Linked DNA regions of Mus musculus: region 2 is linked to region 1. The links are chromatin loops, found by intact Hi-C in ENCODE. Cell type or tissue: left cerebral cortex. All regions are shown on one strand. Each heading gives the region's core, and the rest is flanking DNA. Links, peaks and the distances in the headings are about the cores only.

What was found. A loop is a pair of places that touch in the nucleus more often than their neighbours do. Peaks named below come from ENCODE experiments on the same cell type or tissue, not always from the same donor. Only the 100,000 strongest peaks of a DNase experiment are listed, where the experiment ranks them.
Region 2: a loop joins it to region 1, with 9 times the contacts of the local background. A loop is called at or near these places in 10 of 42 quality-filtered maps.

The regions. Positions count from the first base shown.
Region 1 is chr8:63,873,149-63,881,729 of GRCm38, reverse strand. It overlaps Gm24580 (a small nucleolar RNA gene), which reads right to left and starts at 3,534; the gene lies at 3,404-3,534. In left cerebral cortex, for the core only: a CTCF peak has its summit at 4,095 (motif pointing right); DNase peaks (open chromatin) are centred at 4,743, 5,481, 7,999, 8,191 and 3 more places.
Region 2 is chr8:62,875,384-62,883,964 of GRCm38, reverse strand. No RefSeq gene overlaps it. Among named protein-coding and RNA genes, the nearest start is that of Spock3, 72 kb to the left of the region's middle. In left cerebral cortex, for the core only: a CTCF peak has its summit at 4,358 (motif pointing left); a DNase peak (open chromatin) is centred at 4,301.

The DNA.
Region 1 (8,581 bases), core at 287-8,286:
ATTAAATCTGTCAAGTCCCATTTAATCAGTGAATACTTATTTCAAAATACAAAGCTTGAACCTATGATTCTGTTTGTGCTCTGTGGTTAACTTCATTTGAATACAGAGGTGTACAAGTTTATTTTGTTTCATGAAGAAATGGCCACTCAGTACCAAGAAGATCCAGTGAAGTGTCCATCCTACTTCCTAGACTCCATTCTTTAAAAAAATATCATCACTGAATTTGTGAGGTTGGACATAAATGTGAAATCAATTCAGACATTTACAAGTATATTTTTCCTGCCTCCTGAGAAAATAGTTCACATGAAATTTAACATTTTCTCTATTTTAATCTCAAAATCTTCTCCTGTTTGGTGAGATGTTTTCACACTGTATTGTGTGTAGTATATCTGTGCATGCATGTATATGGGAGTGGGTGCAACTATGTGTGTATGTGTATATGTAGGCCAGATGTTCTGTGTATATGTGTGTGTGTCTGTGTGTGTATGTGTGTCTGTAGGCAAGATGTTGTGTGTGTCTGTATGTGTATTGCATGTGTATGTCGGGTGTTGTATGTGTGGTGTGTGTTTATGTATGTATGTTTGTGTATGTCTATGTGTGCCTGTGATGTGTGTGTGTCTTTGTGTGTGTGTGTGCCTGTATGTGTGCATGTGTATGTCGCTGTTGTATGTTTGGTGTGTGTGTGTGTTTGTGTATATCTGTGTATACTTGTGTGGTGTGTGTGTTTGTGTACATGTCTGATGTGTGTGTGTTTGTGTGTATATCTGGTGTGTGTGTATGTGTGTGTGTGTGTGTGTGTGTGTGTCTGTATGTGTGTTTGTGTGTATGTCTGGTGTTTATGTGTGTAGGCCTGATGTGGATGGTGCCATTTCCTCTATCACCATTCTCTTTCTTTTTAGAAGTTAGGTTTCTCGTGGAATCTGGAGATTACCAGTTTGGATAGGCTGGCTAGCAAGCCTCAGAGACACTATTCCTCCCGACACTGGGTTGAAGCAATGTAGCTCCATAGCTAGCTCTTCTGTGGGTGCTGCATATCTGACCTCAGGATGTGATGCTTGCTGAACCAGCACTTTACTGCCTGAGGAATTTTGTCACAGTGAAATTGTCATACTGTGTGTATGCGTGTACATGTGTGCATGTATATGTGCATATGTGTTTATGTTTGTGTTTCGTCTTTGTAATTTTCCTAACACACTTCCCTGAAAGTATACATACTCATTACAGTGTCCTATCTGTCATCCAGTTGGCTGTTCTAGGTGTTCATACACTGCTCCTTATGTTTTGCTTTATTCTACAAAAGAGAACATTAAATGATCATTCTTTTGACTGAGACAACACACATCTTTTATATTAAACAACAACAGCCTTTGTTGTCATTGTTGAAAGAATTGACTACTGCTTCTAACTCAATTGTGAGGCCAATGCTAATGCCACTTTTATGATGACATGGTAACCGAGTTGTAGCAAGGTGAAATATTTGTGATGTACTGTTAACAGAGTGACAAAAATTCATCCAGTGAGGCATTCTCAGAATAGGAGACTGTTCCTTTTCTTTCTGTCCTTTCTAACTCTCTACCTAGCTTCTGCTCTTCCTTCTCCATCATTTTTGGTTCTTTGTGAATTTTACATCATGCACCCAAACCCCTCTCATACCCCAGCCCCCTTTACTCTTGTAACTTTCTCCCCAACAGAGATAAAATCAAAATCTTGTTGTGGAAGCAGTTCTGAGTCACAGTGTGTCCCATGGTATACCCTTTTGTCTACATTTCTTCACTTGCAAATGTTCATTGTAATGACTCCAAATCTGGTTAGGTATGAGGCCTCTGGCTTCTGTTACCCTATCAGTATTGGAGCCTCACTCAGACTCCTCTCAGATATACTGCTGCTTCCCTGTGTCAAGAAGATCCTGCAGTTTTGGAATTATAGGATCAGTCCCTTCATGCACTCCTGCAGTTAATTGACCAATGGGACTGATGTTGAGTGGGCAATTTCAAAGCTCTAGATTAGGGTCTGAGAGGTATCTGAGCTGGTCAGCCAGATGGATCTCCTGCTTTTAGATCCTTATGGCCAGATCACCAGCAACCCCTGCTACCAGGGACAGCTCGACCTTGTGTGCAGGGGAGGTAGAGGGTCCATTCTCCCAAGTGTTGCAGCTGGCAAGGGACATGGCCAGTTCTACTATCATGACCCAAAGTTGTATTTCCCACTTCTCTTAGATGGCAAGGGATGCTGGAGGAGAGAAAGTGATCCCTCCCTCATCGTCTGTGCCACAACCCAGAAGATAAAAGGCAGGGTGGGTTCTCCTGCACTTATACCCTCAGGAACAGCTCACCTGCAGCCCCCATATCCAGGGCCAGCTCCGCTGTACTGGCCAGGTGAAGTACAGGACCTGCTCTCCCGCTGCAGCAGGTGAGGGACAGGGCCAGTCTTCTGCTCTGATGACCCTGCAGGGCCTGCTCTGCTGCCCTGCTCTAGGTGGTAAGGATGGAGGAGGGGGAAGGGTATCTCTCTCATGTTCACATCATCTCAAAGGAGATGAATGGTAGGGCCAGCTCTCCTCTGCTCTTATGCTCAGGTCCAGCTCACCCACAGCTCTGGCAATGTTCAAGTCCCACTCTCCCAGGATGGGAACTGGCTAGGTACAGGGCCAGCTCTGCTACCTATAGGATCATTTTCCCCCAAGATGCACAGGTGAGGGCTGGGGCCCATTCTGCACAGCCCTCAGAGATTAACATGTCCTTGGGTGGCAGCCCAAACCATGGGTATCTGCCTGGCCTTTGGTGGTAACAGATCCCTGGTTGTTGCATGGCCGTGAATCCATATGTGGTCCCCAGTAACAGCACAGGCAAGAAACCCACCATGTTCCCAGGTAGCATCACTGACAACTCACATCAGGCTTAAGCTGTTCCTCACTAAGCTCTGGGCTCCAGTTCTGCCTCTCTTCATCGAACCCACATCCCTTGGTTTCTCTTTTTCTTCCATTTCTTTACTTACTGGTTCCTCTTAGTGGCACCAGTTATCTTTGAGTATCTGGGATGATCTCTAGAATTGTCACAAGAGTGTTCTGCTTTGCTCATGTTTAATGGTGCTGTGTAGGGGTCATCTAGATCATGGTCTGCCTGCCCCAGGACTGCACAATACTGGACTGGTTAGCTCCCTGTACAGTCCAGGCTAGCTCCTTGTACAGCCCCCGTGTTGCTGTCCATTGGTATCTCAGTCTCCGTACTCACTCAGCCTGTAGGCGTGGCCCCTTGGGAGGGTTGTCCATCTTAATCTCACTCCAGCCGAAGGTCCTAGGTGGGGTTCTTCTAGCCTTTGACTTGTTCACCATTCTGGGAGCCCACTTAGACCTCTCTGGTACTGCACTGGTGGTCATCTCAGACTCTTTTTTTTTTCCCCAAGGAGTATTAGGCTGCTAATCATTCAGATGTTCCAAGTCAGAACATCTAGTGTAGACATAAGCTCTTTCTTCTCTGTCACCTACTGACACACATGTGACAGAGTAGCCACACGTGCATCCCCTCTAGTGGCAGGGCTCTTTTACCATTTAACATCCTCAGATCCTAGCCTTCCAGCTGCTAGAATTATAGGTATGAGCCTCCATTCTCCACTACTTGATTCTCAGTTATTCAAGCTATGAAAAGCATTGAAAACTACCTTTATACTCTTCTGCCAAAGACAAATTTTCTATACCTGTGGTACCAATGATATATTTTTTTTTTCCTGAACAGAGCTTTCTTTACCTCACTATACAGAAATTATTTATAAATAGAAGTGTGGATAGTGATAAAGAATAAATAAAGTTGGTTTGCTTGATAATATAGCCATCAAACCTAACCTGAAAGAAGAAAACTGTGTGAGAGAAGAAAGTCTTTTATTTTACATGATAAAATAAATAAAATCTACAACAAAACGTAGCAAACATTCCCCAGTATGGAGACATTTTACGCATTTGTTTCATAAAAGTATCTCATTTGTCATTTGATTGCTAGGGCCCTCGGTGATATCCATACGTTTTTATATCCCTGTTTCCTCAGAAATATGTGCATAAAGGGAAACATCATCCTGCTCTTATAATTTATGGCCACCAGGTGGCAGCATCACTCCTTTTTCTTCTACAGAAAACAGGAGCTTAAAGAATGATGTCATAGCTTCCTACTCAAAGTACTCTGCAGACCTATGAGTCAAGTCACGAAAATTCTACTTAGTTCTTAGCGTGTACTGGTCAGTTCTCCACGTTGTGCCTGTTGGCTAGAATAAACATGGTTAACATTTCCCCTTAGGCCTATACCAGTCTTTTTGTGAAGAAATTAAAAGAAGATAAAACAGAAAAATTAGTATCCCACCGAAAACTTGCATTAGTGATGGTTTGTGATTCAGCTCACAGTAGTCATTTGAAATATAACTAAAACTACCAATGATTTTTGAAAACAGGGTGAGAAATCAGAAGGTATGTTACAATTACCAAGATTGCAGAGATCATTCCGTGCTCAGGCTTGATCATTCCGGGCTCGGGCTTGTCATCCCAGCCCCTGTCCACCGGGGTAAAGACAACTGCTTAAAGAGTAAGCCTACCCTGGGCCCAGTGCAGAACCTTGTCCCTCAAACCCAATAAACGGCAGCGATAGCACAACAAGAAGGCATTGTGTAACACATATCTGAAAACTGCTCATATAGCTTTGTCTGTGTTATTTGTGAAAACAGCGTATCTTTAAGGCAGCTCTGCATCAGAAGGAAATGCCTAGCAGCTTTGTCTGTGACAGGGATTCTGGAAACACAGTTCTACCACACCTTTTATGACAAGCTCTCATTCACTGGCAACTGTCGTATGTGACCTTTCACATTGTCATTGGCTTCCTTGATGATTCGGGTTCATACAGCTCACATTTCACTCTGTCCTATGCAGTGTTCTAGGATGTGAACTTCTATGATAAACAGGACAAGCAATAGAACCGTTTTCATTATAACTATTATTTTACAAAACATTTGATGGTAACAATGCCACTGATAAGATATGTGACAATTACTGCTGATCTCCATGTGCTATGTCCATGCATATGTACATGCACACACAGAAACAATACATAAATCTAACCATAAAATCAATAGAAGGGGCAAGAATAACAGTACCGTCGTCCCTCGGTTCTACCTTAAACTTATCCTTTTCTGTCTGTTTATTGGATAGCTATATCTCTTACAAACGTGGAACTTGAAAAGTGTTGGCATTACAATTGATTATTTCCGTGACATCTCTCTCTTGTTTATTGAGTCTCTTTTATTTCATCTAATGTCATATATAACATGTCCGTGCTTCATTTCTGGCGCTGCTTTAAATTCCCCTGATAAGAAGCAACTTGGAAGAGAATGGATTCACTTGGTTGATAATGACAAGCAGTCCATTGTTTCAGGAATGTCAGTGTTGTAGGAACTTGAATCAGCTAGTCACAGCATAGGCAGTCGGGAGCTGGAGAAAGGAATTCACAGATGTTTTCCTGATCCTCACTTGTGCTCAGCTGACTTTCTCCACTCTTAGGCACTTAAGGTTCCCGGGCCTAGGAAATAGAGCCGCCCATAGGTGGCTGGGTCTTCCCTCACGAATTCACCTAATAAAGGTGCTCCTACCCCAGCCATGGCCACAGGCCTATCTAATGTAAAATTTCTTTTAATGAGATTCTCTTCCCAGATTATATACTATTTTAACTTGACAATTAAATAACCAGCTCAACAAATATAAACCAAAGTATATATTTGCAACTAACTAAATATTTAATTTTTCACATACATCCATACATTGATTTCTCTGCATTTTAGAAATAGGTTCCATCATCTGAAGGTTCATGACCCAAGTGGAGTCAAGTAAAAGATTTTATTTTCCTTTGTAACAATGAAGTGATGATGTTTCTGTTTTTATATTAACCCACTTTTATGGGCTTCTGGTTTGGGTCACTGTAGTTAACTGTGTGAGCAGTTTGCCTTGTGTAGCACTGGAAGCTAAAAAGAGCCAATGCAATAGAATAAAAAATACAGCATTGCCTATCTGTTTTGTTTTGTTCTGTTTTGGAATCTTAAACTCACTTTTGCTGTTACAATTCCTTTTTCTTTTATATTTTATATAAAACACAAAGTGAAAGATAATGAATATTCAAGGGATAATAAAAATTAGTTCATGGAAAACTATCCAACATAAATAAATAAGAATACATATGTTAAATTGTATATCAATGTTGGATAGTTTGACTCAATGTCTGTTATTTATCATCTTTAGAATTATTGGATTAAGATTCTTTCTATCAATATCTTGATTGCAGCTTCTTCTGGGTCATATGTGGGTTTTGTCTCATGTTAAAATCTGTACTGTTTTTCTTTTCCCTCGCAGTGTCATTCCAAGGCAGTTAACCCTGAGGAAGGCTGTAGGTATCACAGGCGGGATGAAAGAGGAGGATGCTGACAGTCTTCTCAGGGAAATCAAACTGGAAAACTATGTTTTCCACAAAGTCTCAGAAGTCATTGTCTGAAGCAAGTTCATCCTAGATGTATTTAGCGTGTCTGCAAGAAGATAATGTACCATTCTGGAACATTATAATGACAGCTCATGGTAACGTTGTTTTGTTTTGTTTGTTTGTTTGTTTTGTTTTTGCTTTTTGGTTTTTTTTTTGGGGGGGGGGGTTCTTTTTGCTTCTGCTTTGTTTTGTTTGTTTGTTTGAATAAATGTGTAAAGAACATTTTTTGTGGGGTGAGTAACTTCTTCAGATGACCCTGACCCTTGCTGAAGCTTGCTAGAGTGCAAGTCCTGTGCTTGCCACTTCCCAGTGTGCGGTTCAGGCACCTTTTTGTGGAACCTCTGCAGACCCTCAGCTAGACCTTTGCTTTGCCCAGTCATCCAGAACAACAAAGAACACACACACACACACACACGGCAATTACTGCATTCTGTTAAGGTAACAGTAGTTAATCTCTACCATACACACGAGCCACTTCTTAGGAAAGATGGTTCTACTCTACAAACTCCCTGCAAAGAAAGTTTCAGGGGCTTTGCCCAGTTGAAGAACGCTCATAGGTTGGAAATAGATTCTATGATGATTAGTTTATTGCTTTTATAGAAATAGTGTGGAAGACTGAGAACAGGAAACAAGCATCAAGTAGAGGATTTTACAAACCCTTTAAAAAGCTCATATCTGGAGATCCAACGGGATAGGAAACATTACTTTTAAGATAAAGTTAAACATTCAAAGTTTGAACCATCTTGAAGAATGTGATAGCACCTGGCTCTGCTACCTGCTGTCCTATTTAGGTGGGATTTTTCTAGCTCCCTATGTATATTGGAAAGATCAATACTCTTCAAAGAGATTCTTTTATTTTTAAACTTTGTTCTCTTCAGAGTGTGTTTGTGTTGTTGTCCTGTTTTTAAACATGCTGCCTTTTCTTCTCATTATTGCCAGTTTTCTTAATTCCACCAAAGAGTTTATTTTATACAGATTACTGGATTATTCAATTCTTGGACCCCTGCGAGCTCTCAGAATCTGAGCCACCAACCAAAAAACATGCAGGGATTGTAGACCCAGGACACCTCCCCTTGTCCCCTACTGCATGGCCTCAGTGGAAGAGGATGCTGTCAATCTGACAGAGACTTGATGTGCCAGGGTGGGGAGATACCCTGGGACAGCCTTACCCTCTCAGAGGAGAAGGAAAGAGGTGGGGGAGGGATGCAGGAGAGGAACTCAGTGAGGAGGGACCTGGAGGGGGAGCAGTATTTGAGATGTCAATAAATAAATAATTACACTTTTAAAAAAGATCAGACCTACCTTCAGGGTGGTTGGTACCATTATATGGGCTGGGATCGTGAACCAAATAAAAAAGGAAAGAGCAGAAATGCAGCTAAGCAGGAGCATCCCTCTCTCTACTTCCCCCAAAGATAACACAAAGTGTGCAGCTGTCTCCTGGCCCTGCCCACATTCTTCCCACTATGCTGAACTACATCTTTTCTTAAACCATGACTGAAAATAAACCCTTTCTTTCTTAAATTCCTTTGTTTTGCTTTTGATCACATGAATGGGAAACGTAGCAAGCACAACTGCCTTTAGTAGAATCTCTCTTTTTTTCTATATGTGTTCCTGCTGACTTCAGGAAGCTACTTCTTTGCTCTCTTTCACTAACCCAGAGTCAGCACCCATTCTCTTCTCCTACCCTGGTTTTCCAGAGGAACAGAGAACCTAGTGAAAGCAGGGTCTTTGGAGATACAGCCAATCCAGGTGCTTGCCACAGAGCAATTGGCCAATAAGAATGAAATATGCAACGTATTTAAAAGCATTGGCTTCCCCTGGAATTAGATTTCAACCTCAGTCAAACTGATACAATCCAGATTTATTTATTTTTCCACTGAATTCCCTTTTCATAGAGTTTTACAATATATTTAATATGAGGTCTACCACCCTTTTCCTCCTGGCTATGAAAGTCACTATACATGTGAATTTTTTGTGGGCTTTTTATTCATGAACATAAACCAGAATATGAACTAATTCCAGGTATGTATTTTTATATCCACAAAGAGCAGTTCATTAGACAGGCAACTTTGTTGTTGGTG
Region 2 (8,581 bases), core at 369-8,368, 1.0 Mb after region 1:
CCCCTTCACACCTGCTCTTCCCATTCCTGACCCAGCAATCCCAGTTTACCCATAAAATCTATTCTATTTCTGCCACCCAGGGAAACTTATTTGTTCCTTTCTACTCCCTTATTCTATACCTGGCCTCTTTGGGACTTTGGAGTATAGCTTGGCTATCATTTATTTATTAGCTAATATCCATGTGTTGGTGTACACATATCATATTTATCTTTCTGGGGTCTTGGTTATGTTTCTGTGCATGATTTATTTCTAGTTCCATCACATTGACTGCAAATTCTATAATGTCATTTCTCTTTTAAGAGCTGAGTATTACTTTATTATATAAATCTACCACCTTTTTACCTTTTTATCCATTCTTTTGTTTATGGATATCTATGTTGTTTCTAGTTAATAGATATTGAATAAAGCAGCAATAAACATGGTTGATCAATGGTCCTTATGGTAAGATGAAGTATTCTTTGAGTATATTACACAATAGCCACAAACAATGTAAAATATCTTGGGGAAACAAAAAAATAGAGAGTTCTTTCATGCTCATGGATCTGTAGAATTAACAAAGAAAAAAATGAAAGAAAAGAAAAGGAAGGAAAGATGGAAAGAAAGAAAAAAGAGAAATAAAGAACAAAAGGAAGAAAGAAAGAAAGAAAGAAAGAGAAAGAAAGAAAGAAAGAAAGAAAGAAAGAAAGAAAGAAAGAGAAAGGAAGTAAAGAAGAAAGGAAGGAAGAAAGAAAGAGAGAGAAAGAAAGAAAGAAAGAAAGAAAGAAAGAAAGAAAGGTCATACTAAAAGTATTCTGTAGAATCAGTGAAATTCCCCATCAAACTTCCAACATAATTCTTCATTGATCTTGAAAATACAATTCTCATCGTCATATAAAAAGAAATCAAATACAAAAAACCTGGAAAAGCTAAACAATTCTGAATCATGAAAAACTATCAAGTTGTGCTACAAAGTTATAGTAAAAACAGCATATTATTTGTATAAATAAAATCATGTCACGACCCAGATATGAATCCACACAAGAATAGTCATCTGACTTTTTATAGAGAAATTAGAAATAAACTGACCTCCAAATGTATCAAGACCTCAACAGAAAATCCGATACACTGAACCTGAGAGAAGTGAAAGTGGTAATACCATACTGGCACAGCATTCACCCTTATGTGCAGAACCCTGTTAGCACAGGCACTAACATCAACATTTAGTAAATGGAACATCATGAAACCGAAAAGTTTCTATGAGACAAAGGACACTGTCCTTTGAACAAAAGGGAAGCATACAGAAAGGGGAAATATTGTTACCACCTTCACATCTACAGGGAATATATATATATATATCAAATAAATTGATAAAACAGGTAATCCAATTTAAAATGGGATGCAGATTTAAAGAGTTCTCAACATAGGAATCTAAATAGCTGAGAAACAAACAAACAAATAAACAAAAATGGTCAGTATCCTTATCCACAATGGAAATGCAAATCACAACTTCTTTTTTTTAATTATTTTTATTTTTTACAGTTTGCCCTCCCACAATCCCTCCTCCCCTTTCTCCTCCCCACTGTCTCCAAGAAAATATCCCCACCACCAACACCACCCCCACACTACCCCACCCTCTTCACCAGGCCTCCCCGTTCCCTGGGGCCTCAAGACTCTTAAGGATTAGGTGCATCTTCTCTCACTAAGGCCAGACCAGGCACATGCTGCCTGGTTGGTGGCTCAATGTCTGAGAGATCTCAGGGGTCCAGGTTAGTTGATACTGTTGGTTTTCTTATGGATTTGCCTTCCTCCTCAGCTTCTTCCAGCTTTTCCCTAATTCAACCACAGAGGTCCCCCACTTTAGTCTAATGCTGTGGTGTAATTATCTGTGTCAGTCTCGGTCAGCAGCTTGTTAGACCTCTTGGAGGACAGCCATGCTAGGCCCGTGTCTGAAGCACACCATAGCATCAGTAATATTGCCAGGCATGGAGCCTCCTGTTGAGATGGATCTCAAGTTGGACTGGTCACTGGATTTCTTTCCCTCAGTCTCTTCTCCATTTTTGTCCCTGCAGTCCTTTTAGACAGAAACAATCCTCGGTCAGAGTTTTTGACTGTTGTATGGCAATCGCATCCCTCCACTTGATGCCCTGCCTTTTCATTGGAGGTAGGCTCTACAAGTTCCCTCTCCCCACTGTTGTGTTTTTCATCTAAGGTCCCTCCCTTTGAGTCCTGAGAGTCTCTCACCTCCCAGGTCTCTTGTACTTTCTAGATGTTCCCCCCATCCTCTCACCACCTGAGGTTGCATATTTCCATTCTTTCTGCTGGCCTACAATTAATTCTCTCCTTTTCCCTCTGTCCAATACCTGATCATGTTCCTCTTTTTTCCTTCCCCTCTCCTCTCCCACCCATGTCCCTCCCTCCCTCTGCCTCCAGTGATTGCTTTTTCTCGCTCCTAAGTGGAATTGAAGCATTCTTTCCTTGTTAACCTTCTCAACTTCAATGGATTGTATCCTAGTTATTCTGTACATTTTTGGCTAATATCCACTTATTAGCGAGTACATACCATGCATGGCCTTTTGGGTCTAGGTTACCTATCTCATGATGAAATTTCCTAGTTCTATCCATTTGCCTGCAAAACTCTTGATGTCATTCTTTATAGGCGGATAGTATTTCAATGTGTAAATGAACAGCATTTTCTGTACCCATCCTTCCATTAAATCACAACTTCTTTATTATTCCATCTCACACCTGTCAGATCTAGGTCAGAAACATAAGTGATAGCACATCCATTGTTGCTGGGAGTGCAAACCTGTACAGTAACTATGAAAATCTGCTGATTACTCAAAAGGTTGCTCATCAATCCACCTTAATGTGCACCTGATCAAGAATATCAATCTTTAGCTTGGAGTATAGACAGTTTGATTTGGAAAATTTAAAAAAATCTAAGCACCAAATGGATACTTAACATTGAGAGAGATGGAATCAATACAAATTATTATGTCAGTCTTAAAATAGTTTTATAAATATTTTATTATTTTTATTGTGTATGCTACATAGTAAAACTTTGTTTTAAAATTAAAACCAAAAGATTCATAATTAATGATTGGAAAAGAAAAATATCGAATTTTAGTTAAAGTTGAAACATTTATTATAGAATAAAAGATATTTGTTTTGCAAAATGGGAGTTTTAGTGAGTCATATTATATATAAGTTTATGAACTGACTGCCTGTAGTGAACAGAAGCACAAGTATTCCAAGTGTATTATTGTTAGTGTTATTTGTGTATCAATGTGACTTATGACTTATGAGAAAAATATTCTTAAAAAAAATTGGAAAAACCAGGAGTAAAATGGGAGCAACATGTGTGAGGGTAGAACTGTACAAATGGGGATGGTGACAGTTGAAAGCAGGTGCTATAAACAAAAAATGAAAAGAAATGGGTGGGTACTTTTTCTGGGAAGACAGGGTCTAGAGAGAAATAAAATCTATAGAACACCACAGGTGATTTTAAAAAGCATGAGAATTATTTTGCTTACATTGATACATATGTACAAATATAGGTTTATAAACATATACATTTATATGTGTATACACATATGCACATATACAAATTGTGCATATATACACATGCACATATATATACCTTTATATCTACATATATGCAGATATGCATATCTATATGTCTACGTATCTGCATATATGTATGTAAGTGTGTATGTATGCATGCATGTATGTGTATATACATATAGGCAAATAAATACATATGCATGCATGTATGTGTATATACACATATGCACATATAGACATATGAATATATGTGTATACACACACATATACATATGTGTGCATCGATGTACAAATTCATGTGTGTGTATTTATGTACAAATTATTTATATGAAATTATAATACTTGTGATAATAATGTTCTCTCCAGGAACCATAGAATATATAACAAAATCCCTGGTAAAAACAAAAAACTGGAACTATACATGACAAACTCTCCTTAAGTAATTTGTCAGAGTACAAGTGTCTCCCAAAATAATCTTGAACGTGAATTGAACAAGGATGATAGACTAACAATGAACATGTCAAACCTCACAGAGAAAGCTCACAAAACCTCCACTCTGCTCAAAGAAGTATTGGTAACTGAGGAAAGCTAAAACACACATATCCATTTATCTTTAATAATAATTAAGGAAGAGATCATGTTTGGAAAAGGTGACACCTTAGGAGCTGTGGGAGGGAGAATGATCACAAAAGTGCATGCTACAGTTATTGTTCTCATTCATGAAGTTCCCAAAATAGTACTGTTAGTAAATTAAAATTAGTCTTCTGTGAATGTTGGCCTTTTTCATGGTGTAATTAGAGAAAGAGTGCCCCCTTGTGATTTCCAAACTTCAAACAGCATCAGGGGCTACTGACTAAAGTTAAAAACCAACCAACCAAACCTGTCACTCATAAAATTTAATGATAGTTCTGGTTCTATAATACCATCTACTTAGTAATCAATGAAGGTAGATTATAATCCACAGGTAATGTTGACTATAGATTGACTTTAAGGCCAGCCTGGACAGCTTAGAGATACACTATCTGAAGATAAGACATATAATGGGGGGAGGGAATTTAGTTCAGTAGTGAAGACTGGATGCATGAAGTTTGTATTCAATTTCCAGTACCAACTAATTAAATTAAATTAAATTAATAAGAAAAAAGAAAAATATACACATATAATCAGTTGTCTGTGGACAACCATGCAAACTCAGCGTAATGTGTTATTTAAAAATCTTGTTTGGAATTTAAAAAATCTTGTTTGGTTTTGTATTACAAAAATTGCCGACTACGTTCAGTCATATATTGCTAAAGACAAAAACTGTAAAACCAAGACTAGAAAATTCCTAGAATAAAAGATCTCAGTATATGTCTGTGGTTTTATTTTAGTTATTTTGTGAATCAAATGCCAAGAGTACAGTTGTCACAATAAACATCTAAATGGCAATTTAGATTTCAACTTGTTTGTTGAGCAAAACAGAAGTAGCAGCTGTGGTTATCTATGCAGCATTCGGCACACTGACATTTTATCCCGGATTAGAGACCCATGAGGTCACACCCCTCTCTGGAGGGACAATTGTCAGTCCACACTCTCTGGGAAGGTAATATCACTTTCTTGAGCAGTATAGTCACTTGCTGCAGCAAATAGCTTCCACTGAAGCTTGACAAGAAACCCCAGATGAGCTCAGTGAGACATATAGAAGAGAAGGGCACAAAAGGATAAGGGAAGTTTGTACTGTGTGAGGAAGGGATGAGAATATGTGCAAATCACATATCTGTTGAAGAACTTCTGGATATAAGAAAACATCAAAATAAGACATGAATAATTTTGCACAAGGACTAAATAAAAAAAATCACACAGTTCACCAAAGAATCTATGCACATGGCAAGTAAGTATGTGTTTAGTCATGTGGGAAGTTCGCATTAGAATCCAGTGAGTGATTTGAGAAATACACATTGGGATGCTGTGATATACTACACTATCCCTTCATGATGTTCATCAGACAAACTGACAACTTGAAATGATCATGTGAACCTGAGAATACATACATCTGAAACTGACACCTTCCTGGAGGAGGGCTTTGAAATTGTAATATTCTTTGGATAATCTTTGAACAGGAGTTACTTAGAAACCACTGTTGTAATGTGATCAGAAATCACACAACGTATTATTTTATATACAGACTATTATTGTGCAAGATAGATCACAAATGACATAATAGGTTGATAGATGTCAGATAGATCAATTAGAGGTAGGTTGATAATAGGTAGGTTCATGATAGAAACACACATCTATGAGATAGAAATATTCTGCTCCAGGAAACAGATGCATCAATATGATTATTTAATTTGAGAATGGATATAACTAATGAATATCTGTGGAGATTGAAACTAAATTCATTTTCATAATGTTAATCTTGTAAATTCCATGTTTGATAAATTTAGATGTATACTTCTTTTTGGACCTGAGAAATAAAAAAAAAATGCTACTATACTTAAACTGAATTTTTATCAACATTTTTCTTAAGGAAGGGTGAGGAATAATTGCAGTTAGAATTTTAGAGAATATCAGCTATGTAGAAAGTCAATGTAAAAATAAATATATTCTTTATGTTCAGATGAGTTGGTATTTTGGGGACTTCTTAAATCACTACTCTTGAAAAATCATTAAGTATCCTGAGGAGCTTCCTCAAAGTCATAAATAATATTAAAACAGTGCTACAAGTTTGTACAGGTATACTTCTGCAGTTGATACTATTCCACAGTAATTACATAGCTCAGACCTGACAATGTGTAGTAAGTAGAGGAGAAAAGATACATGTTCTGTTTTTTCTTATTCTTTTAGTTGTTGAGATTATAATAAAAGTCCATAATTTGCACTATAGCTTTACTCCCTACAAAATACTCCATATAATCCTCCTTGGTCTCTTTCAAATGTATAGCCTCTATACTTTTTGCATTAGTTGTCATGCACACACACACACACACACACACACACACACACACACACACACACAGACACACACACACACACATATACAGGCACATACAGTGAGAGATAGAGAGACAGAGACAGAGAGACAGATGGAGAGATACACACAGACACACACACACCCACAAACACACACACATACACACACACACACACAGAGGGGGGTGCAGAGACAGGGTAGACAGGACAGACAAAGAGATATTAAACCTTCTCATTGGCATGCTCTAAGAATTTTTTGAACTTTACTCTCATTTCTGAGTTAATGATGAAAGCTGGGATATTTAGTAATGTAACTGCTACAATCTACATGAGAAACATTGTTCACTCCAGCACAGTTATATTGAATAGTTATATTGATAAGTTAAGCTGGCCACTCTTTCCACAGTGGATGGTTATCAGGAAAGCTGTCATTCTTAAACTCATCCCTTGTGGTAGCCATTCATTCTGTTGTCCCCAACTGGTAAGAAGGACACATGCTGCACTATGTTCATAGCAGCCTTATTTATAATAGCCAGAAGCTGGAAAGAACCCAGATGCCCCTCAACAGAGGAATGGATACAGAAAATGTGGTACATCTACACAATGGAGTACTACTCAGCTATTAAAAAGAATGAATTTATGAAATTCCTAGGCAAATGGATGGACCTGGAGGGCATCATCCTGAGTGAGGTAACACATTCACAAAGGAACTCACACAATATGTACTCACTGATAAGTGGATATTAGCCCCAAACCTAGCATATCCAAGATATAAGATACAATTTGCTAAACACATGAAACTCAAGAAGAATGAAGACTGAAGTGTGGACACTATGCCCCTCCTTAGATTTGGGAACAAAACACCCATGGAAGGATTTACAGAGACAAAGTTTGGAGCTAAGATGAAAGGATGGACCATGTAGAGACTGCCATATCCAGGGATCCACCCCATAATCAGCATCCAAACGCTGACACCATTGCATACACTAGCAAGATTTTATTGAAAGGACCCAGATGTAGCTGTCTCTTGTGAGACTATGCCGGGGCCTAGCAAACACAGAAGTGGATGCTCACAGTCAGCTAATGGATGGATCATAGGGCTCCCAATGGAGGAGCTAGAGAAAGTAGCCAAGGAGCTAAAGGGATCTGCAACCCTATAGGTGGAACAACATTATGAACTAACCAGTACCCCGGAGCTCTTGACTCTAGCTGCATATATATCAAAAGATGGCCTAGTCGGCCATCACTGGGAAGAGAGGCCCATTGGACTTGCAAACTTTATATGCCCCCGTACAGGGGAACACCAGGGCCAAAAAGGGGGAGTGGGTGGGCAGGGGAGTGGGGGTGGGTGGATATGGGGGACTTTTGGTATAGCATTGGAAATGTAAATGAGTTAAATACCTAATAAAAATGGAAAAAAAAAAAGAAACACATACAATGTTTTCCTCACTTTTATTAGTTGTTTGAGAATTTAAGATGTATTTTAATAATTCATTTCCCTGATTTCTCCTGTCTCTTCTCCCCTTTTCTACACACCCAATTCTTAATCTCTCTCTCTCCCTTGCCCCACCTCTCTGTGTCTTAATGAGATTATTTGTTTTTATTTTTGTTTTTTGTTTTTGTCTTAATGAGTTTTAAACCCATCAAATAAACTTGGTTTTGACATGAATCACATTCCCCTGTAGCTTGTCCAACTCACAAGGGGTCATCCATTAAAGGCAGTTGTCAGTAACTTATTAGCTAGAAGTAGGACTTCATGTCGAACTCCACTAAACATTTTTGGATTTTGGTGTGAGCCTGCACAAATGTGAGGCATAGTGTCTCAATCAAGTGTTATGAATTCATAGGTGCAATGTCCCTCCTGTATCCTAGAAACACGTTTTCTTTGGATTTACCCACTAATTTTGGATCTTAAAATCTTCCTAGCACTATTCTGTGACATGAGTTGCAAAGAGAGGCTTCTCTTTTGAGTGTTGAGAAATTTACTAATCTTTTGTATTAATCATTAGAAGTCAGTTTAATAGTATGTCTATTTATCAAAGTAGTAACAGTAAGTTCTTCTCTAGGGACCAAGATCTCAATTTGG